Linked DNA regions of Homo sapiens: all the other regions are linked to region 3. Evidence: read pairs that join two places in POLR2A ChIA-PET (ENCODE). Cell type or tissue: PC-9. All regions are shown on one strand.

What was found. ChIA-PET counts read pairs that join two places held together with the same protein. Peaks named below come from ENCODE experiments on the same cell type or tissue, not always from the same donor. Only the 100,000 strongest peaks of a DNase experiment are listed, where the experiment ranks them.
Region 1: POLR2A ChIA-PET joins it to region 3 with 7 read pairs; 2 of 35 experiments call an interaction of 5 or more read pairs at or near these places.
Region 2: POLR2A ChIA-PET joins it to region 3 with 8 read pairs; 3 of 35 experiments call an interaction of 5 or more read pairs at or near these places.

Annotation. Positions count from the first base shown.
Region 1 is chr9:124,674,448-124,682,447 of GRCh38, forward strand. The region is part of intron 2 of NR6A1 (nuclear receptor subfamily 6 group A member 1); the gene reads right to left. All of the region lies in intron 1 of MIR181A2HG (MIR181A2 host gene), which reads left to right. Among named protein-coding and RNA genes, the nearest start is that of MIR181A2, 14 kb to the right of the region's middle. In PC-9, no CTCF peak of the experiment used is centred here; no DNase peak of the experiment used is centred here.
Region 2 is chr9:124,449,989-124,457,988 of GRCh38, forward strand. ADGRD2 (adhesion G protein-coupled receptor D2) reads left to right here and starts at 463. Exons shown (of 25, transcript NM_001395425.1): 1 at 463-522; 2 at 1,317-1,447; 3 at 1,622-1,714; 4 at 2,103-2,166; 5 at 2,522-2,734; 6 at 3,047-3,688; 7 at 4,011-4,109; 8 at 4,496-4,581; 9 at 4,855-5,139; 10 at 6,634-6,745; 11 at 7,484-7,618. The coding sequence starts at 1,679. It overlaps LOC105376270 (a long non-coding RNA gene), which reads right to left and starts at 3,663. Exons shown (of 3, transcript XR_007061771.1): 1 at 2,295-3,663; 2 at 1-1,834. RefSeq lists enhancers at 88-612, 613-1,137, 1,138-1,662. In PC-9, no CTCF peak of the experiment used is centred here; no DNase peak of the experiment used is centred here.
Region 3 is chr9:124,524,690-124,532,689 of GRCh38, forward strand. NR6A1 (nuclear receptor subfamily 6 group A member 1) reads right to left here. Exons shown (of 10, transcript NM_033334.4): 8 at 2,090-2,211; 9 at 32-184. Among named protein-coding and RNA genes, the nearest start is that of NR5A1, 21 kb to the left of the region's middle. In PC-9, no CTCF peak of the experiment used is centred here; a DNase peak (open chromatin) is centred at 3,292; H3K27ac peaks cover 1,412 bases.

The DNA.
Region 1 (8,000 bases), 150 kb after region 3:
TGTCTTTCTATTTTCATCTGTAAAATGGGAAAAATAATAAGTATCTATCTTACTGGGTTGTTATGGGGATAAGACAAGCCCTCTTTTAAGTGCTTTACATATAAAGTCCTAAAAATAAAACCTGGAACATAAGTGCTATATAAATATTAACTATTATTATCTTAATAACAGAGGTACACATGCTTTGAGGCTGCTGCACATCAAAGAAATGAATTTGGACATAAGCAACTTAATATTTTTCTTGTATTTAAGAGAGGCCCAATGGAAATATTCATATACCCATCTTCAAAAATGGGAGGAAAAAAGGCTGAAGGAATAGCAAATTACAACACAGGAACTATATAACTACTAAGTAAATGTGACCTCATCCATCCAGAAACAGGTATGAAGGAAATGTATTTTCTAGCTCCGCCTTAACCATGTAATCACTCAGATAAAGGAGTCCTACATTCCAGAGAGATAGAGGAAAATGATTTTTCTTGCTCTTACCTTACAACAAACTGATAACCAACACAGCTAACCTTTGTGCGTTCTCACATAATTTTTAAGTGAAGAAAACATCTCTTAGGACAAAATAATCAATTCTGGAAGCTTTCTTAGAAATGCCTTCCTGCCTTATACTAGTCTTTTCTTCCCATACTCCACAAACTTCATCCCTGGGCAAGTCAGAAGAGGTATCTAAAGACGCAAAAATGCAAGCAAGTAAACATTCTTTAGAACTGAAAGGAAATCCTATGCTTGTTCTTACTTAGAAAGTTATGGAGTTAATCCTGTGGACTGGCTTATGTTGCTGACTTACAAAGCAAACAAAATACTAAATTGTATAAGCAACAAATAAAATCAGTGAATTGTAATTTATCTGTCTAAGAGTCTGTGCCTCCTACCAGACTGTAACTTCTCGAAAAAATACTTTATTCATCACCAGCATCTAGCACATTGCCTGGCACACACAGAAGGTGTTCAATAAGTGTTGACTGAATACAGTCAGAGAGCACCTCCTCCTTGTACAAGGTACTGTTAGGTGGCAGACAGCCAATAATGGTTCACTTAGGTTGATGTCAAAGATTTCTGTTTGAAATTTAAATAAAGCCAGGTCTGGCTAAAGAGCTGCAGCTGTAGTTGTACCTGCTCTCAACCCAGATTTATTCCCAATAGCAAGGCTACCCTCTTCTGCATGCCTGCTGATATTTCTCTCAAATGATGAGAAGCCACTTCCCATGTGGCCCTAGTGTGTAATTCTTTCTGCTCAACAAAGGAGGCAGTCTAGAATCTTTGGTCATAAAAATATGATGGTTAGCAACAGGAAGCAACTGCTGGGCAAGCCTGGTACACTTCCAAATGAAATCTTTCCATCTAGAATTCTCAATTGAAGGTGCCAAACTCAATCCAGAACATCTGGATTTGCTCCTCTGGCTTCAAGCGTTCTCCAAGAGAGGCTAGGAAAAAGTACGCTCTTGCCGGTACGTGTAGGTGTAATTGTATACTCAAATATTGTACTTTGGATAAGAGTCCAAGACTTGGCAAATGGATGGAATGTAGCACATGGAACTGCCTGAATAGATACCCACGCTAAGAGAAGGGTTTTCTTGCAAAATATAAACAGGCAAGGTGTGAATTGCCCCTCTGTGTCACAAGTTAGAAGAATTCACCCAGGAGAATAAGTTCTTAGGAATCAGTGGGGGAATAATGCTCAGAAGCATGTGACAGGCAAAACAGCACCATTCCCTAGGAAAACGGCAAATTTATCAAACAATAACTCTTTACTTCTCCTACCCCAATAAGATAAATATATGTGATTATAATTTGATCCATACAGAAAAAAATATTGAGCTGCAAACTCTGGCAAACAGACAGTGCTGAAATTAAACATTATGAGCTTTGGCAGCTGCACTATGTACTCTCAGATTCTTACATCATTACTCTGGTAAGGGCCCCGTACCAAGCTGGCATAGTTCTGATGTGGTCTGGAGGGAGACTTTCTTGCCTTTTATTTAAAAAAAAAAATGACCTACATATAGCCTCTTTTCATGCCACAGGGAAATAAATATTTTCCTTTCCTCCAGATTTTGTTTTAAATGACAAAGCCATACTGCCAAGTTATTAAGAAAGTGTTAGAAATTATTATGAGATTTTTAAAGGCCACTTAGTACAAGCTCTAAAAAGACTTCTAAAACAGTAGACTTCAAAAACAGGATCTCTCCTAAAGTAGTGATAATCCATTTGTGGCAATAAAGAATCAGTTTATAGAGTGATGATTACTTTCTTGTTTATATTCTGACATTGGAAGTTTAAGTATCCAGATCCTCAGTAACCTCAAATGCAAAATGAAATAGTAATGTCACCGTTTGGGACAGTTCTTCTCACAATATCAGATATATGGCAAGTCCTCAGTAAGTACTAGACAAACTTATGAACGATAGAACCTTTAAAATTCGTGACTAGAGCAATCATATACTTAACAGAGCTAAGTGGTTACCTTTACTTCACTCATATTCAAGACTGAAAAGAATTTACACATAAGCTAGTTTCAAGATCAAAACTGCGTTTGTCCCTTTCAACAACTGATACCACACAAACAAGACTTCATTCTCTATTTCCCTCCAGTGGCATCCAAGAAAAACATAAAAATTCCAAATCTCAAAAATAACAGGTTAAAGAAGAAAAAAAAAGGCCTTAGTGCTCATAAACTAGATATATAATTTGACATGTTTAGAGTGATAGGATTATGTTTCCTATCATGAAATATTTCAAATTTTCATATATGGTCAAAATAGTATAGTAACTACCAAGCTTTACTTCCAAATTATTATTACTATTTCCTTTCTTCTGGAGACAGAGTCTCACTTTGTCACGCAGGTTGGAGTGTAGTGGCTTGATCTCAGCTCACTGCAGCCTCAACCTCTCATGTTCAAGTGATCCTCCTGCCTCAGCCCCACAAGTAGCTGGGACTACAGGTGGGCACCACCATACTAGCTAATTTTTGTATTTTTTTGTAGAGACGGGGTTTCATCATGTTGCCCAGGCTAGTCTCAAACTCCTGAGCTCAAGCCATCTATCTGCTTGCTTCAGCCTCCCAAAGTGCTAGGATTACAAGCATGAGCCACTATGCCCAGCCTTATTTTACCTTTTGAGATATAATTTACATATGGTAAGGTAAACAAATCTTAAGTCTGATAAAGTTTTCTCATATGTATTATATATGTTAACTACTATCCAGATCAAAATATGAGCACACATTTATTGCAGCCCACAGGATTCCCTCGTGACCTTTCTCTCCAAAACATACTTATCATTCTAATCTCAGATAGTATTCCTTTCACCACTAATAATCAAATCCAGCCTTTACTTTCCTGTTTTCTTTATAGTTTGCCAATGTCTATTTCAATCATAAGTATTTTGGCTACAGTGACCCCATGAAACAGAGAAAGTCTATGTAACATGCAAAAGACCTTACAATTTAGAATGCATACAAGCTTCCCAACATTTTTAAAGGGACAGAAGACTCAGAATGCTACCGTAAAAGAGAACAAAGGGAAACATGGAATTCATTTTGACTTAAATCCTAAAGAAAATACACTAGACTGTTTCTTGAAAAAAGCCTGTAATGAGTATAGATTTCTAAATCAGTTTTGAGAGAATATTTGGCTGAATATTTAAACCTAAATGTTTTTATTGGCTGTCAGTAGGTATCTGAGTAAATCCCATTCCAATTGCATTTTCCTTAAAGTTCACAACCATCTTAAGGCCATGCTCCCATGCCTAGAGGCTGACAACCTTCCTAAAAGAGCTAGATTCCTACACGGTCTTAGCCCCAGTATATACATACAAATTAAAAGAGAACCCTAATCACCACTTTCTCTTGGAGTAACGTCCTAAGTCTGAATAATGTACATATCATCACCCTTCGTTAACTGTAGAACTTAGTATTTCAATCAAATGACACAACCTAGCTGATGTGACATATTTAGCAATGTGCACCACTGTTGATATGCTCATGCAAACCAAGCACTTCTGGGGACAACTGGAGAACAATGGAGTGAGACAGAAGATGTAAGTGTAATAACAAATGCAACAACCACCACCTTATCAGAAAGGTTGTTGGAAGCATTTACTAAGATAATACAAAGAAAGGCTGTTACTGTTCTTACCTCACCTCCTCAGACTTACCTGGACTAAGTTATGACTTGAGAGAAATGCTCCCCCTCCCCTCACTTCCAAATCCTGGAGCAGCACAAATAAGGATCTGCTTCTAACAGTCAAACTCTCTCTAGTTCATTTATATAACTGAATATCCCTGGACGAGTTACAAAGGGGATATTTGGATAAATTCTTTTAATCAGTTTGCTTTCATATAGCCTAGTTAAGACCTCACTCAGGAAATAAAATTTTAAGAAAGTAGTAAGAAAGCCCCAAAAGGGAGCGACCCAGTCCTAATAACTTTCTAGAAGCAAAAAAGTTATGCTGAGGGCATTCTAGGAAGAAAAGCAGCTGGCCCCGGTGGTTCGTGCCTATAATCCCAGCTACTCAGGAGGCTGAGGTAGGAGGTTTGCTTGGAAACTAGCCTAAGCAACACAGCAAGACCCCTGTCTCTAAAAATAAAAGAAAAGGCCCCCATTTTGCATGTGGCTTATAAAGAACTTACAATTCTCTGTCCTCTATCCTCACCTCAAGTTCCCATTCAAGATACTAGCTAGGTATTTATAGTTAGTTCCTTATATATACATGTTACTCTTGAAGTTAATCTCACAGAGACTGTACAAAAATAGAGCAATTTCCATAACTGGTTGCTTCTGATCAGTGTTCATTTTGGAGACATCGATAATCACCTGCCAATTACTGGCTATATTGTGACTGACATCTTATGGATGCTTTGTTCTCCAAACTGATTTGTTAAGCTGTAAACTGACTACTTCCTATGTTAAAACGACTAGCAAGCTAGACCTGTACAACTTTTTCTATCTGCCTTAATCTAAAAACTAAATGTAGTATCAACTCAACTCAGCAGATCCGCACCTGCCCCCTGATTATCTTGTCATAAAACCATCCGTAGGGAGCCAAAGAGGGTACTATTTAACAATGACACAATTGCTTGCAGTATAACATTAGCAGTATAAACAAAAGCATTTTTCATTGCTTTTCAAATCTTAAGAGTTTGAAAAAAGGCTGGGCACAGTGGCTGATGCCTGTAATTCCAGCACTTTGAGAGGCCAAGGCAGTGGATCACTTGAGGTCAGGAGTTCGAGACCAGCCTGGCCAACATGGTAAAACCCCATCTCTACTAAAAATACAAAAAAAAAAAATTAGCCGGTCATGGTGGCGAATGCCTTTAATCTCAGCTTCATGGGTGGCTAAGGTAGGAGGATAGCTTGAACCAGGGAGGTGGTGGTTGCAGTGAACCAAGCTCATACCACTGCACTCCAGCCTGGACAACGGAGAGAGGTTCCATCTCAAAGAGAAAAAAAAAAAAAAAGTAAGAGTTTAAAAAAAGACCTAACACCCACCAAAATTATGGATGCCTATTGCAACTTCCAAAACAGACAAGATTATAGGGTGATTATTTATATCTCAAAAGGAAATTATGAGTTATACATTATATGTAATTATACATACAGTCAAATGTGTTTATGTGTCTGTGTGTATGTATGTGTGTGTGTGTGTGTGTGTGTGTGTGTGTTTATGTATGTATATGTAAATCGTGATGTGTGACATTGAAAGAATGTTCCAAAAAAGGAGCTATTTCTTACAAATAGCTACTAAATGCTGAACCCTGCACCAGGCACTATTAACCTCTGCATCTGGACACTGTTTGGCATGCTGTATAACTGCTCATTTTCCCAAAACCATAAAAAAGCAAATGCCATGTGATTTACTTCTTATTCCCCCACAACCAGAATAAAACCCACATAGTAACAATATTGTCCAATCAATATCTATTAAATAAACTGAACTGACTTAATTATAAAAAGATAACCTTGAGCAGAGGGATCAGTGAGACTCAGAAAATACATAGTGTTTACAGTATGAACACACACAAAAAAAACGGAGTGTACAAAGTACAGAGGAAAAATGAAGTCGCTAAATATTTAGGCAATAAGCATTGATAGATCAACCTTTATTGAGCTCCACTGTACAAACGAGCCCTTAAATACTATGGTAAAGCTCCAGGGGGATGCCAAAATAATACACGGTTTGTCTCCTCTGCTATAGCCCACTGCAGCCATAAATGTTAGCTCTGAAGGGACTACGAGAGTTTCCCACCATTTGCCTAGAGTTTCCTAACATATGAACTCCAAAGCAGTGGTTCTCAAAGTATGGCCCACATATGTTTCCCAGACTCTTCCTGGGAGTCTGAAAAGTCAAAACTATTTCTATACTAACTCTAAGACATTATTTGCCTTTTTCACTATGTTGACATTTGTAATGATGGTACAAAGTCAATGCTGGGTTAAACTGCTGCCCTTGGCAGTAATTTAGTAGTGTCACCAAAATGTACCAGTAGTCACTGTATTTGTCACTGTCACACACTACAGAAAAAAGGAGGGAAAGCCATTTTAACTTAATAATGTCCTTGATGAAGCAGTAAGATTTAGTGATTTTATTCAATCTTGACCCTGAGCAAACATCTTTTAAAATATTCTGTGTGACAAAACAGTAGGTACACATAAAGCACTTCTGCACAGTGGCTGCTTCAAGAAGCAGCACTGGAGTTATTGTTACGTTGTAAGCTGAACTAGCCCATTTTTTTCATTGACTATCATTTTACTTACTAAACAAATTGTGGTTATTCACACTTGGGTATCTGATGGATATTTTCTTGAAAATGAACAAAGTGAGTATGTCACTTCAAGGAAAACAAGTGACAGTATTTGTTGCCAATGATAACATTTGAGCTTTTTTTTTTTTTTTTTTTTTGAGATGGAGTCTCACTCTGTCACCCAGGCTGGAGTGCAATGGTATGGTCTCGGCTCACTGCAACCTCCACCTTCCGGGTTCAGGCGATTCTCCTGCTTCAGCCTCCTGAGTAGCTGGGACTACAGGTGCATGCCACCACACCTAGCTAATTTTTGTATTTTTAGTAGAGATAGGTTTTCGTTATGTTGGTCAGGCTGGTCTTGAACTACTGACCTCGTGATCTGCCCACCTCGGTCTCCCAAAGTGCTGGGATTACAGGCGTGAGCCACCACACTCAGCCCAACATTTGAGCTTTTAAGCCAAAATTAGAATTTTGGGATATTTTTATCTGTCACTGTGAGCTTCACAGGTTCCAAATATTTAAAGATGTATCTGATGAGTTCAATGATATTTACAAACTTAATTTTTTGATATTATGAAATGTGTCAATATTTAGAAAATCCGCATAACTCAGTGAACAAGTATTTTCCAAATGACCAATGTATGATGTCACAAAATCATGCTTGGGTAAAAGATCCATGAAAAATGCAAGATAGACAAATGAATTTTAATAAAATCGAGTATGAAAAGTTCATTGATACAGTTTCTGATTCCATACCGCAACTAACCTTTGTTTTTTTGTTTTGTTTTGTTTTGTTTTTTGTTTTGTTTTGAGAGGGAGTTTTGCTCTTGTTGCCCAGGCTGGAGTGCAATGACATGATCTTGGCTCACTGCAACCTCCACCTCCTTGGTTCAAGCGATTCTCCTGCCTCAGCCTCCCGAGTAGCTGGGACTACAGGCGCCCACCACCATGCCCAGCTAATTTTTTCTTTTTGTATTTTTAGTAGAGACAGGGTTTCACCATGTCGGCCAGGCTGGTCTCGAACTCCTGACCTCAGATGATCCACCCACCTCGGCCTCCCAGAGTGCTGGGAATACAGGCATCAGCCATCGCGCCTGGCCGCAACTAACCTTAAAACTACCAAGTATTAAGATCTAGTACGGTATCAAAAGAAGAATATGCAAAATTGTCTGAACTGACTATTAAAAAATCTTTTTTTATATATCTACGTAAAACCAGATTTTCTTCATATACTTTAACCCAAACA
Region 2 (8,000 bases), 75 kb before region 3:
CTCCTCTGGAAAATGGGTACGCCTGCCCCCAGCCCTTCCTCGCAGCAGGTGGAAGGTACAGGAGAAGCGTCCTGTAGGGAGCCGGCTCAGGGCAGGCAGTAGGCCAGGCACTGAGCGCTCCCTCCTCCACGACCATCCCGGCCTCCGAGAGGCCTGGGAAGCCCCAAGACCCTTCAGCTTCCGCTAGTTTGCTTTGGATCCAAGTCTCACAGGTGGCCCCTTCTAATCGGGTGACTTTAACCAATGTGTTTGGGGGAGGTAGTGACAACAGGCCCGGGGCGAGGGACTGAAGGTCTCCTCCCACCCACCTGGAGGCAGGTCTCTGTCTGGCTGGGCCGGGTGGGGGGCCCAAGAGGGCGGGGTGGGGAGCGGAAAGGGGCGTGGCCGAGGGGCGGGGTCTCCCGGGCCGAGGGGCGGGATCTCCTGGTATCTGCCAGAGCCCGCCGCTGCCTCCCCGACTTCAGTCCCCGCAGATGCCTCGCAGACGGTGAACGGCCACAGGCGCCAGGCCAGCCATAGCGGGTGAGGAACTGGAGCTGGGAACAGGGGAGGGACCAGCGGATGAAGGGGAGGCCCCTGACTCAGGCCCATTGGCGCCTCGCGGAGGAGGGACGCGCAGTGGTGGGCAAACTTCGCATCTCCCTCTCGGGCCTCAACGAGTGTTTGGAGAGCAAGAAAAGTGGGCGCCAGGGGGCTTGAGGGCGCGAATCCAGGCAGACGTGAACGAGGGAGTGCTTTTCAGAATCCAAAACGCGGGAGCCTCCCAGTCCTCCGGTGAGGGGCGTGTTGGATTTTCGTGCTGTCTGGAAAAGGGAAAAGGGGTGAATGATCACTGGTGATGGCTCAGATGCCGTCACCAGGTGGCATGAGGCCAGGTGTCAGGACACCGTGTTTTCTCAGGCACATTTGTGTAAAGCCAGGGCTGGAGCAGAGACCCAGGAGGCTCTTCCCTGCCTGCAGAGCCCCCCAGGTTGACGGGAGTGACCCCAGATCACCCAGGGTTAGGGTATCCCCGCTGAGCACAGCGTCTGGCTGTGGCACACCCACCAGCCGGAACCACAAGCTGAACCTGGAGGTGGTACTACTGAGAGACTGGGAGGCAGTCCAGGCAGGAGGGATGGCATGGTCACAGGTCCAGAGGAGGGAAACTCAGAAATGGACGCACCTTGGGGAGCAGGGGAAAGGTGGCTGCACGGAGCAGCGGTGGACAGGTGAGGCCAGAGAACTCGGCAGAGGCCTGATGAAGCAGAACCTTGGCGGAGAACCTCAAGGAACACAAAGCCCACCTGGACCTGAGCTTCCCCCACCCGCTGCAGGGACCCTGAGCTCTGTTTCGCCCCTCTCTGGCCAGCGACTGCTGCTGCCTCCCCCTCTCCCAGCTCTCCAGGGCGACAGTGTTTCCCTGCTTCGGTCCTGAAGGGGCTCCTGGAGACCATCTTTTGTGCAAGTAAATGTCGTCCCTACTAGGTGGGCCACCCCATCCTGGGCTTCCAGCCCACTGGTTGGTTCCCAGCTCAGTGGGGTCTGGGAGTCAAACAAAGGGCAAACGGACCCTGCAGAAGTCCAAGGGCGAAGCAAGGCAGGATGCCCAGCTGCTTTCCTGCGACTTTTTTTTCCTCAGTCCAAGTTGGCCTGCCTGTGACCCCTGCTGTCTGTCACCTGCTCCGTTGGATCCAGGATGGCACCGTGGTGCTACTGTTTCCTCTGCCTCCTGGTACCTTCACTTCTGGGAGGGCAGTGCCTGGGAGGAAGTCAAGGGGACTCACAGCTTCAAGGGTTCCAAGTGGCCATCCTTACCTCATAAGGTCACTGCAAATGTTATCCAAGATAAGTCCTGGCACAGACGGAATAAAAGCACTCACTAAGGGTGACCCCTCTTACTCATCAGCCTGTTTACTCCTCACACAGGGAAAAGGCTCAGGGCAGCAAAGGGCCCTCCCGAGATCACACTCTGAGTGGTGGGATTTGAATCCAGGTCTGACTGCAGAGTCTGCAGCTTCCACTGAATGCCCCCCTCCCACCCACCCCCAGAGTAGGCATTCAACAACTGCAAGTGTGAGGGGAGGGTTGTCCCAGCCCCCACCTGTCTTCTTCTCTCCCAGATCAGGAGTCTCTCTGGGACCCCCTCCAACTCCCCAGGTGAATCAAGGAACCCTTGGGCCCCAGGTTGGTATGAGGGATCCCCCCAGGGAGGGTCCCAGTCCCCCAGCTAAGCAAGTCTGTGATCCAAGGGGTGCACTGGCCTAGAATGCAAAGGAGGGGAAGAGTAACATTTAGTTCCACCCCCACCATACCAGGCCCTGCGAGGAACGCTTCACTGGTTTCCGTCTCATTCCTGCCATTGCGCAGATGACGAAAAGAGCTCTGCAAGAGGACAGGACTCAGCAGGCCATAGACATGGGCGGGTTCAGCCCCATCCAGCCCGAATGACTCCAAGCCCAGTGTCCTTGGCTCCGCCCAGCCCTGGAAGAGTCAGATGCCCACAAAATGCACCCCCCACCGTCTCTCTTATCGTTTTTAGCCCCCGTGGCCGCCGGCGAGGTGGTGAAGACTGCAGGTGGGGTGTGCAAGTTCTCTGGACAGCGACTGAGCTGGTGGCAGGCCCAAGAGTCCTGCGAGCAGCAGTTTGGCCACTTGGCACTGCAGCCCCCTGATGGGGTTCTTGCTTCACGGCTGCGCGATCCGGTCTGGGTGGGCCAAAGAGAGGCCCCTCTGCGGAGACCCCCACAGAGGCGTGAGTGTGGGCCCCTGGGAAATGGGAGCAAGGGGCAGAGGCTCTGGTGACCTTCAGATATAGGAGCCCACAGTGACAATATTTGCAGAATGAGCCGGGAGTAAGACCCCATTGCATCTCCAGGTTCCTTTGCCCTGGACTGGGCGTCGGGGCTTGACTCTTGGGCAGGGGAACTCTAGCCCCCATTTCCTCCTTCCCGAGGTGGGGAGGCATCCCAAAGCCTGGAAGGACCCCACCGCTGAGCCAAAGGGCAGGGGCAGGACCATGTGCACAGGTGAGGAAACTGAGGTCGCAGCCCACGTGTCCCTGCAGGTGCGCGCACCACCGCCGTGCTGGTGTTCGACGAGAGGACGGCTGACCGGGCGGCGCGGCTGCGGAGCCCTCTGCCTGAGCTGGCAGCGCTGACCGCGTGTACTCACGTGCAGTGGGACTGTGCCTCGCCCGACCCCGCAGCGCTCTTCTCCGTTGCCGCGCCCGCGCTGCCCAACGCGCTGCAGCTGCGCGCCTTCGCCGAGCCGGGGGGCGTCGTGCGCGCTGCGCTGGTGGTGCGTGGGCAGCACGCGCCCTTCCTCGCAGCCTTCCGCGCCGACGGCCGCTGGCACCATGTGTGCGCCACGTGGGAGCAGCGGGGCGGGCGCTGGGCGCTGTTCTCCGATGGGAGGCGGCGCGCTGGGGCGCGGGGGCTGGGCGCCGGCCACCCGGTGCCGTCCGGCGGCATCCTGGTGCTGGGCCAGGATCAGGACTCTCTGGGCGGTGGCTTCTCGGTGCGTCACGCCCTCAGCGGCAACCTCACCGACTTCCACCTGTGGGCGCGGGCGCTGAGCCCCGCTCAGCTGCACCGGGCACGGGCCTGCGCGCCGCCCTCAGAGGGCCTGCTCTTCCGCTGGGACCCGGGCGCCCTGGACGTCACGCCCTCGCTGCTGCCCACTGTGTGGGTGCGCCTTCTCTGTCCCGGTACGACCCGCCCCGCCCCGGCCCCACCCCATGGCCCCGAATCCTTCCCTTCCGACCCTGGAACTCGACCCACCCCTTGCCAACCAAGCCACGCCTAGCTCTGGCCACGCCCTCTCCAGGCCGCAGTGCCTGCAAGCTCCAGCATAAACCTGGTCCCAGCAGCCTGGGGGTCTGCGCTCGTCCCCCGGCCCCCTTACCCCCACCCCGAGCTGGCAACAGTGTCCCTCTCTCAGGTTTCACATTGCCACCTAACCCCGGGGCCGTGCGTCCTGGCTCGCCAGGGTCCCCTAGGGAGCCCTGACAGCTCCCCTGCCCCTGCCAGTGCCCTCCGAGGAGTGCCCTACGTGGAACCCGGGACCTCGCAGTGAGGGCTCTGAGCTCTGCCTGGAGCCGCAGCCCTTCCTCTGCTGCTACCGGACAGGTGCGCCCTGGCTGTACCCCTGGGCTCTGCTGAAGGGAAAGCCGGTGTGGACCGGAGTAGACTGAGAGGGGGTGAGCTGCTGGCAAAGTCTGGGAATTCAGAATAAACTCAGAGCTTCAAGGTCTCCATGGAGTCTAGGCCACAGAGCAGTGGGTCCAGACGGACCTAAGGGTGAATCGAAATTGTGTGACCTTGGGCAAGCTCTTTTGCCATTCTGTGCCTCAGTTTCCCCATCTAGAACACCGTGTGTAAGACTCTGGACACACAGCCATCAAGGTGCTCTTCCTTCCCTGGGCAGCACGTGGTGGGTGGAGGTCACTGAACAGGCTGGCATCTCTGGGCAGGGGTATTGCCCGGGGCCTAGCCTGGCATCCACTCCTTTGCAGAGCCCTATCGTCGGCTGCAGGATGCCCAGTCGTGGCCTGGCCAGGATGTTATCAGCCGAGTCAATGCCTTGGCCAACGACATTGTGGTGAGCTCCCTCTCAGGGGCTGGAAAGCCTGGGGGCTCCATGGGTCACCTCGCTGCACCTCAGTTTCCTCCCTTGTAAAGGGGACACCCACCTGGTGTGTCTGCAGGAATAAAGGCCATTCAGGCTCCCTATTCTGTAGCCCCTGAGAGTTGGCGGCTTGTGACAAGTTTAATGGGTGCCCACCAAGAAGACCCTGGCAAAGCCCAAGTGTGGCCCTTGGGGGGATCCCCTCATAACAACCAGACCCAGAGTCAGTGGCTCCTCTGTCCACAGCTCCTCCCGGACCCCCTCTCCGAAGTCCATGGGGCCCTGTCCCCAGCGGAGGCCTCCAGCTTCCTGGGCCTTCTGGAGCATGTCCTGGCGATGGAGATGGCTCCCCTGGGGCCGGCCGCACTGCTGGCTGTTGTCCGCTTCCTGAAGAGGGTGGTGGCCCTCGGGGCTGGGGACCCAGAGCTGTTGTTGACAGGCCCCTGGGAGCAGCTGAGCCAAGGCGTTGTATCTGTGGCCAGCCTGGTCCTGGAGGAGCAGGTGGCTGACACATGGCTCTCCCTCCGTGAAGTGAGGCTGGCAGGGCTGGGTGGGGCAGGGGCCTGGGCTATGGTTCCAGCCTAGCCACCAGCTGGTTGTGTAGCTGTGGGGGAGTCAGCATCTAGCTATGGGCTCCATCTCTGCGTCTATCCTGAAAAGCTTCTCTTTTGTCTATTTGATAAGTTGAACTTCCACAAACAATTGCACTTGAGGCTGGGCATGGTGGCTCACGCCCATAATCCCAGCACTTTGGGAGGTTGAGGCGGGTGGATCACTTGAGGTCAGGAGTTCGAGACTAGCCTGGCCAACATAATGAAACCCTGTCTCTACTAAAAATACAAAATTAGCCAGGCCTGGTAGCGGGCACCTGTAATCCCAGCTACTCAAGAGGCTGATGCAGGAGAATCACTTAAACCCAGGGGGCGGAGGTTGCAGTGAGCTGAGATCACACCACTGCACTCCAGCCTGGGTGACAGAGTGAGACTCTGTCTCAAAAAAAAAAAAAAATTGCACTTTAACAATAGCTTCTGTAGTTAAATGAAGTGATTAAGAACCACCAGTCAGTAAGAGCCTCCACCATCTCCAAGAACCTGCTGACCACCTTAAGTGGGGGATCTATGCCAAGTGGACAGTCCACCTTGTCTGCCTAAACAGCCCAGACACTCTGGACAACATGAGAGGTGCTATCCAGATGGAGAGGCTGTTGGAAACCTTGTCCTGGTGGAAGTGGCTGTCGGCCTGGGAGTGATCAGCCCAGAGCAGGGAGGGAACGAGAATCATGAACAGTGCCTGCAAATTATCTGGGGTTGAAGGAGCAAACCTGGTCCCCCTGTGGGCCTCAGAGGACAGAACTGGGACTAGGACATGGGGGTAGGGGAAGACGGCATAACACAGGAGGCTGGTTCTATGGAATGATTCACCATGGGTAGTGAGCTCCCCGTCCTGGGAAGTGTGCAAGCCCATAGTTGATTAGGGATCCGAGGCACTGCAGTAGACTGAGGAAAGCCAGACTGAAGCTCAGTTTTCTTCCCTGGGGAATAGGGATGATCACGCCAGCCTTGCTAAGGCAATGGAGAGGCGTTAGGGATGAACAGTGTGACTTGCCCAGCACAGAGTAGGTGCCCCATGAATGCAGGTTCCTCTCCTCCCTCCCCTGCTCTCACCACCCCCATCCATGGCTTTCCTTTTGGAATCTCAGTGTTGAGCACCCATTACAGGTCTAGCACTGAGCCACAGCAAAGGGGTAGGCATGGCCCAGCCTTCGGAGTGTGCCCTGGTTGGCAAACAGGAGGATGGGGTGGCTTGGGAGATAGAATTGGATAGGTCGAAGGAGGCTGGGGCAGGCAGGGCTTCAAATGTCAACCTGAGGACCCAGGACTTGATCCTAGAGTCCTTAAAGAGCCACGGAGGGTCTGGAGAGGGCAGGACCACCTCCCAGATCATGGAGCATTTATCCCAGCGCTCAGGGCAGGCGGCAGTGGGGTGCAGAGTGTGACAGAGAGCTGAGATGCAGCGTCCTCCCAGGTGATTGGTGGGCCTATGGCCCTGGTGGCGAGTGTGCAGCGCCTGGCACCCCTGCTGAGCACCTCAATGACCTCAGAGCGGCCCCGAATGCGCATCCAGCACCGCCATGCTGGTGAGCCTGCACCCACCTGCCCACACGGCTGGACTCAGACCTCCCTCCTCAGCCCTGGTGACTGGGAGCTGTCTGAACTTCCACAGACACTCCATTCTATTTCCTGCCTTTGCCCATGCTGTGCCCTGCATCCAGAATGCCCTCTCTCCCTCGATCTCCTAGCAAACACCTATACATCCTTCAGAACCCTGTGTGGGCCTCACTCCCTCTAGGAAGCCTTCCTGTTTTAGCTCTCTCCTCCTCTGAGAGACAGTTCCTCCCGCCTCTGTTACCCCAGAACCTTGAACATGTCTTTCATTGCATTTCTGGTAATTACATAATGGAATTATCTCCCTCTATGGGACACTCCTTGAGTGGTAAGGCTGTTTCTGAGCCATCTCAGCATCTTGGGGCCAAGCCCAAGTACACACTCCGTGAATGTTTGTAGCCTGAATGGGGGTGCACCTGTGGTGAAGCTTCAGGTACAAACACGTGTCCTTCGGGTACCCACCAGTTTCTGGTGACTCATCAATATTCAGGTCCTGCCTCGCGGTGACCGCCCCTCCTTCTCAGTGACCCCCTTCCCCTGGAATTGGAAAAGTCAGATTTGCCTTGGGCAAGTTGCTGAACCTCTCTGAGCAGGAATGGTGGCCTCCTAGGCCTATGGCAGGAAGGAGGGATCCAGACCCTGCTAGCTGGGCCTGCTCAGCAGAAAGACCTCACTCCGAGGTCCAGCCACCCAGCCCCATTTACCCCCAGGCCTGGAGGTGCGGAGCTTACGCTTGAGGGAGGCCAGCACGAGGGGCTGCTTATTCACAATGCCTGGTGGGCGTCCAGAGGGGCCCGGCCATATCCACATTCCTGCGAGTGAAGTGAGGCGACTCCTCAGGAAAGGTGGGTGAGGATGAGGGGGTGTCCAGAGCCCTGTTGGGTTCTGGGTCAAACCTCAGCTCTAACTGTCGCTAGCTGTGCTACTCATCTTTCAGATCCTCAGTTTGCTCGTCTGTAAAATGGGCACATTACTACTTGCCTTGTGGCTTATGAGGTTAAAAGCACCCACCACAGAGTGGTGTTCACTTACTCTCCTCCACCGAACCACACACATCTTCCCTCGGGAGTGGGTGGTGGAGGAAGATCCCCTATGCTTGATGCCATGCAGGGGTGGGGGATTAGGGCAAGGGGCAAAGGGCCTTGGAGTTGTGAGGTTCAGCACATGGACTGTGGCTGCTTGGAATTTTGGCTCTTCCACTTCTTAGCTGTGTGATCTTAGGGAAGT
Region 3 (8,000 bases):
AGGGTTGGGAGCCCAAGACCCAGAATGTTACCTGCAATATATCGAATCTCAGGTAAGCACATCATGAGATCAGGAAAGCGGTTCGGCTGATGTGTGTATTTATATTCAGTAAAATCCTGGCAAATGTACCAGTATCGTTTATTCAATTGTTCCAGCTGTGAGGCACTGGTCAGACCCCTGATATCTGTGGAAAAAAAAAAAACACACACACACATACAGGGAATGGGATGGGCATTCTAATGTGGAAGAAACACCAGCTCCTTAAATATGTTCATTTTTCAACTAAGTTACTAAACATTGTCACAACAGGAGATCTCCTCTGATAGGGAGGAACTAAGTTCTACCTAAGGGAAGAGAAATGAAGAGAGAGAGGAAAAAAATACAGAGGACAGTAAGCAGACAGAGCCCCTCGAGGGTTAAGGCTTCTCTCAACTTCATACCAAACTCCCAAAACAACCAGAGAATACCAGTAAACACTAAACAAATGACTGAATAACCTACCTTTCCAAATTAATCCTTCACAATATCTTTAAATTTGCCCTTCGCTGGAACCAATCAGAAACCTTGCCAATACCTACACATTCATGCTTGTAAAACACACACACACACACACACACACACACACACACACACAGCACCCTCCTATGCGCTTCTGTTCTTAATCTTCTTCCTGGGCTGTCCCTCCATTTTTTTTAGATAGGGTCTCACTCTGTCACCTAGGCTGGAGTGCAGTGGTGTGATCAACAGCTCACTGCAGCTGGCTCAATAGATTCTCCCACCTCAGCCTCCTGAGAAGCTAGGACTACAGGGTGTGTGCCACCATGCTCAACTAATTTTTTAAATTTTCTGTAGAGATGGGGTCTCACTACGTTGCTTGGGTTGGTCTCAAACTCCTGGGCTCAAGTGATCCTCCTGCCTTGGCCTCTCCAAGAGTTGGGATTACAGGCATGAGCCACTGTGCCTGGCCCCTCCATTTTTTCTAAATAGATCTCTCTCTCTCTCTCTCTCTCTATATATATATACACACACACACACCTTTTTTATATATAGAATATGAACATAAATATTCTATATATAAATCTTACCGGCCCTTTGAGGCTCAGCTCAGATTTCTCCTTCTTCAAGAAGTTGCTACTGTTCTCCCCCAATCTGAGGCACAAGTAATACGTCAAGTGCCATCAGAATGTATACTTCTTGAGACCAGAGACCTGAGTCTAAGTTTTCTCAATGTCTTTAATGCTCAGCACAGGGCTTGGCCAAAGGGAAGCATGCAGAACACCAGATAAATGCATGAATGGTGTAAAAGCAGGAAGAGGTTTGGCCAATGTAGGGGTGAGTAGGCCAAGAGGAGAGGAGCTCTGGACTGGAAATGGGACACAGGACGAGGGCACTTGCAATGCCACAGGCAGCAGAACAGCCCAGTGCCACTATAGGAGCAGAGTACACATTAGCTATTTTGGAAAAAAGAGAATACAACCCTCCTCCCTATACTGGTTTTACCAGCAGCTGCCAAGTGCCCCTTTGCAGGTAAGATACCACATAAATCACATCTGGCATTCTTTTAATTAAAAGCCATGCTTGATTGTGTGTATGTGTGTATGTGTGTGTGTGTGTGTGTGTGTGTGTGTTTGTGCACCCCTGCTCTGCCCTGAAGGGGCTGTCAGAACCACTGCCAGCCTGTCACAGAGGCCTTATCTCCAACAGTTTCATCAGTCACTCTGCTCTTCTTCAGTCACTGGTAAACTTGGTACATATTTAAAATGACGCATGTACTGTCCTTGGTGTCTGTGTGCAAATGCATTAAAACTGACTAAACAAAGCGAATCCTCTTCCTTCCTCTATGAGTTATAGAGATTGTGGCATTTCAGTTTGAAGAAAAAAAAAAATCCAAAGCATTCTCGCATTCCCTGTACTATAAGGGTCAGGGTGATGACAAGGGGGTGCACAAGTCTTCCTGGATTGAAACCCAGATGGTGTGATGGATTCTGTGTGATAGTCCTGAGGGTAAGGAGGGGTGAAACAGGAGGGCAAATGCTCACTGCCTGCCTCCCGCACTGCAAACGTCCCTTTTCCCACCCCAGCCACTCACCTTGATTTAGGAAGTTAATTGCTTTCATGCAAGCATACTCCTCGTTGCTGACCTTTAGCTGATGGAACTTGTGATAGAGGTAGATGAGCCGCTCGATCACCTCCATCCCTTCATCACTAAATCTGAGGAACAGACACAGGTGTTAACAGTTGGCTGTGACACCAGTAGGGGCCAGGAAAGGGCAGCCAGAGAGCTCCTACAGCTCCTTAAACAGGCTGAGCTTGGGGGAAATGGGATCCAAAGCCACTTGGGAAGTACAGGCAGATCCATGCTTTGTCTACAGGCCAACGTAGCTCATGCAAGCTGCTTTTTCCAAGGTCAGGTAGAGTCAACCTAGGTTCAAATCCAGCTCCATCACACACAAGCTATGAGATCTTGGCAAGGTCATCTGACCCCTCTATGCTTTGAGGTCCTCCTCTGCAAAATGATAATGCTTGCATTCTTGGGCTAACAAGGGCCCAAGAAGGTCTGGGATATAAATGTGGAGAAGTACAACATTATTAAGATACAGCTATTGTAGAGATTCAGCCTCTGGTATCAATGGCAGCTGCCATGGTGACTCTATGTGAGCCTCTGCCACACTGCAAAAAAAGCTGCTGATTGTATTTGCTTGTGTTAACTGTTTCCAGCAGAGCTGAGGTTATGCATAGTGAAAATTTTTATTGGCATCCCTGACTTTGGCAGGAGGGAGGAAAACGTTAACTGAGTTTCCATACCACGCCATCCTCTGTGCTGGGCACTTTGTGAGCATTATCACATTTAATTCTCTCAACCCTATGAGCTAGGTGAGATAATCATCAGCACTGTACAAATGAGCAACTGAAGTTCAAAGAAGGGAGGGTCTGGTCCACAAATACAGTTAATTGGTGACAGAGTAGGAATTTGGAACCTGAACCCAAAGCCTTGGTTTTTCCAGTATCTAAGGTGGTGTACCCTAGCAGAAGTGGCTCAAAGCCCCCATGCTCTTTTCTTTGGGTCTAGGAGTGAGCTCTCTGAGGAAAGACCAAGTTTTAGGCAACGGAGCCCCAGGCTAGGCCACCCCAGGGGATTAATGTTTTGGGTATACTTCATACCAGAGATGGAGATACCATAAAACCAAGGAGGCAAACACTTAATCAGGAAGCAGGAGTTTATAAAAGACGAGGTCAAGTCTGGCCTGAGTCATTCTAGGAGTGGCCTGGCTAGTGGGCAGTGGGTCCCAGAATAGGCCTTAGATACAGCTCAGTCACAAAGAGAAGCAGCTTAGCTTCAGGCATGCTTCCTGGTGAGATCTTCAGATCTGCGCACTACAGGCCTGTGCCAAGCCAAGAAGGCCCTATCTGGGTAGGGTCCAGAACACCTGGGGATGAACTATTGCTTTCTGGAATCTACTGCTTTCTGTGTTAACTTTGAAGGCTTTGCAGGCTTAGGCTTCCTGGACAAGCAGGACACTTTCTCTTGCTTGGGGAAAGCCTGGCTCTGGTTGGGGCCAGAGGCTCCTGCCCTTTTTAAGTACCAAGGGGAGCCTCAGCAGCAGGTAGAACTAGTTCTCTGTATCCATGGGTTCTATATCTCTGGGTTCCACCAACTCCATCAAAAATATTTTTTTTACAAAACAATACAACAATAAAAAAAGACAAATTTTTAAAACACAATATAATGGCTGGGTGTGGTGGCTCACACCTGTAGTCCTAGCACCTTGGGAGGCTGAGGTAGGCAGACTGCTTGAGCCCAGGAGTTCACGACCAGCCTGGGCAACATAGCAAAACTCCATCTTTACAAAAAATACAAAAATCAGCTGGGCATGGTAGTGCGTGCCTGTGGACCCAGCTACTCGGGAGGCTGAGGTGGGAGGATCACCTGAGCGTGGGAGGTTGAGGCTGCAGTGAGCTGTGACTGTTATCACTGCACTGGCCTGGGCAATAGAGTGAGACCCTGTCTCAGAAAAAAAAAATAAAACAAAAAACCAAAAACCAAACCAACCAACCAACCAACCAAAAAACCTAAAAAAGAAAAAAAACAACCTCCCCCAACAAAAAACCAGTGTAATAACTATTTACATGGCATTTACATCACTTATATCGCATCCAGTATTATAAGGATTCTAGAGCTGATTTAAAATATATAGGAAGATATGCGTAGATTATACACAAATACTACACCATTTTATATGAAGGACTTGAACATCTGTAGATTTTGGCATCCATGGGGGTCCTGGAAGCAATCCTCCACGGATACTGGAGATGACTGCACATGCAATCTGGAACGTTGACCTTCGGCCTTGGCATGGCTCCTAGTATGAGCTGGGGATTCTTTTAGCTGATTTGAGCTACTATGGCTGACTCAGTTTCTCTCTACCTGGCCCAATGGCTTTTACAACTTTACTGATACATTCCCAGCCTGGCCGATACATTCATATTGAATAACCACAATAACCACCAATCTATAATACCGTTTCTACCACTCTACCATTTGTTGAGTGTCTGCTACCTGCGAGGCACATTAAGTATTCTACATTTAATCTTATTGATATTCCCAATAAATTCACAGAATGGATACAAATCATAACCCCCTTTGTTTACATGTGGAAATGAAGGCTCAGGGAGTTATTTACTGAGTCTCTATTATGTATTAGGCCTTTTCATATGCATTCTTACACTTTACCTTCCTGATAACCTGGAAGGATACATAGTAAGTATCACTTCCATGTTAGGGATGAGGAAGCAGAAAAAGAGATGGCTACCCCAAGGTTGCACGGGAAGTAAATGGTAGTGGTGGTGAGGCCAATGTTCAAACCTAGGTTTTCTAATTCCAAGCATATGGACTTTTCTCAGCACTACACTGCCTACCCTTGATCCTGTCTTGTTCTTAGCTGCTACCTGGAAAAGGCTAACCACATACTACCACAGGGGACCTCAGGAGTTGTGTCCCCACAGCAACTCAGAGCAGGGCCCAACCTTGGGAGGATGTCAGGTCTGCTACAGTGCACAGAACTGCCACTGCAAGTGCCTCCAGGATGCTAAGACTTGCAGGAGGCGGTGTGCCTGGGAGTGAAGACCACTCCTCATCATAGCACTGTGTTGGATATTTATGTTCTTGGGAGTGGGAAAAAAAGTTCTTTACTGCCAATTTCTTTCAGTATCTGACTGGAGGGGTGGGGATGAAATGGGGTAGGGCACAAAAAAGGAGGACACAACGGGAGAGGCAGTGTCAGCATCTGTCTGGTGGCCTAGTATGTAGCAAGCAAAGATAATGCTCTGTCCTTTAATCAGCAACCCCTTGCCCCAAGTGTTCACTCTGGCACTCCAGACCCTGCAGGTGTGTGGCTATCAGCCAGACCCCTAGCCAGGAGTGCCAAACCTGTTCCTGGCTGACTCTTGACCTGAGGGACACAAAGGAGTTCCCAAGTGCCTGGCCTGTCCATACACCCTAGATCTGCCCTTTCTCTTGCGGACAGCACATCCTTCTTTTCCAAAATTCCTCCAACAGGCAGCCACCGTGGACCCCCAGCAGTGATGGGGGCTGGCAGCCAGCCTAGCAGCCCCCACTCAGTCTCCACAGCCTGACTGCAAAGCTTTCCTCCACACCCCGCATCCCACCCCTTGATAAACAAAGTTGTTCTCTGTTCCACGGGCCTGCCTTTGCCTGCAGCCGTGCCTCCTCCACATCTGCCCACTCCAGTTTTAATGCCCCTGTATTCACTGTCTACAAATTATCAGCATTCAAAGCCAGAAAGTTGGACAAACACACCCATTCTTCTTCTAGGTTCCCATTACACAAGCATGCTGGGACAAGGAAAACATTCCTGCCAGGATCCCCCAAACCACTGGACCATTCAGTCAGCAATTGAAACTGACACTATGTAAGTTATGTCCCATTAAGGGGGCTGAGAAACTCAGTTGTCTCTTTTTCATTGATCTAAATGCACCTACCCCCAGGAGTGGCCATCAGCCACAACCTTAGAGAAACTGCCATCTCAGCACCCATGTAAAGACTCCAAGACGAAAACTAAGACTAGTTTCAGGACAAATTCCAGAAAGTCAAACCTTTTGAAAATGCTCTGGGAAAATAAGAATTTAGTATAAGGCAATGTTAAAGAGGCTGGGCATTGGAGCACAACAGATACAGGTGATAAACTTAGCTCCATCTCTATCTTTGTAGCCTTTAATTTTCACCTCTCAACCTCATGCTCCTCATCTCTAGAACAGGGATAATATTAGTGCCAGTCACACAAGGTAGCAGTAAGAATTCAACAAATAATGTATGTAAGGCACTTAAGATAGAATTTGGCATAATTGTTAGCTGTTATCATTACAAATAGCATCATCATCTCTCTCCCATTATTGTAGCAAAAATAAAAGCCTGTTTCCTGAGCCTTATAGTTAGGCAGGGAAGCTGGGAGGCAACTTTCCAGAGATCTAGCAGAAATGGAGCTGGTGCTCATGAGATAGAGGTACCCATTAAAGCCCATCTAGCTCAAGGCATCTTCTCCTGAGAGGAGTCTTGATTAGGGCCAGGAGCAGTCACTGGCTGGTGCTACAATCTGCTTTAAATCAAATTCACCCGGTTCACTGTCTGATAACGGTGTGATTAAGGAATATGGGCACCATAAATTTGATTCAATATTTGAGAAGAGAAAAGGAGGTGATCATGTATCATCTGGGAAAAGCCTTTCCATGACAGCAGGAACTCACTTGCACTCAAGAGTTGTGAAGAAGTAAAGGCCATCTGGGGGAGTGGGAGCAAGGCAGTAGCAGGCAAGGTAGGAGAGTGCTATGGCCAATTACAGACTCCACAGCCTGGGTTTCTAGCAGAGCGGTTACTGCTTTCCAGTGGTTAACCTGACTCTAGAGGTTCTTCCACTTCCTATGACCTCCTAGGCAGTCCTACATGCACCTCAGACTCCACAGACACCTAAACCAAACTCAGAGTTACTCATCTCCCATCCTGATCTTCCCTGCTCCTTCATCCTGGCTAAGAAAATTGGTGCCCACCTGCCTGGCTAGTCCAAAAAATCAGCAGTCATCACCAACATTTTCCACTCGCTGAAGTCCCACTGACTTTATCTCCTTGACATCTCTTGGCTTTGTGCTCCACTCTCTGTCTCCACAGTCACTGCTGCTTTGTCCAGGCCTTGTTCCCTTTTACGTGGGCTATGGAACAGCCTCCTTCCTACCCAGCCACCATGCTCCGGTCTTGTCCACGCCAATCCATCCTGAACTTTACTGCCATAGAGATCTTTCTAAAATGCAACCTGACTCTGTAATTCCTCCACTTAAAAACTTCCCAAGACTTAATACTAGTTACACAACAAACCCCAAATTATTTAGATTGACATTTGAGCACCTTCATGACCTGTCTTGCCTGTATCTTTCTCTCTAGTCAATTCTCCCCTCATTTCTCTGTCTTAGATACATTCTCTTTATACCCTAAATCCACAAAATTGCTTTTGATTCCCTGCACATAGCAACCATCCAGGATCTCTAACTTCTAGGACTTTGTGTTATCTCCTGCCTTCCTTCCTTCCTGTTCTCTACAACGTTCCTAGAAATTCCCACTTCAAGGTGCAGCTCAAATGTCTGTTCCTCTGGTAAGTCTTCCCTGACCCTGTGAACAGACGTACTCACTCCTTGGTCTATGCTTGTACAGTTCTCTTCGGATGCCCCGCCATCTCCACCAACACAACCCTGCACTGTAAGCTGTATCTGCTTCTTTTTGCCTCCCAGTCCACTAAATCAAGGATAGGGACTCTGAGTCAGAAACCATGTCTGCATCACCTGTGATCCCAGCTTCCTCCCCACAAAACACATGATACTCAGTAAATGGCCATGGAATCAGAACTAACATGTTGAAGTTTAACTGTTATTTTTGCATCGATGGATTCCACAGTAGAGTCCTAACAACAAATCCATTCCTATTCTCAGAAGCCACT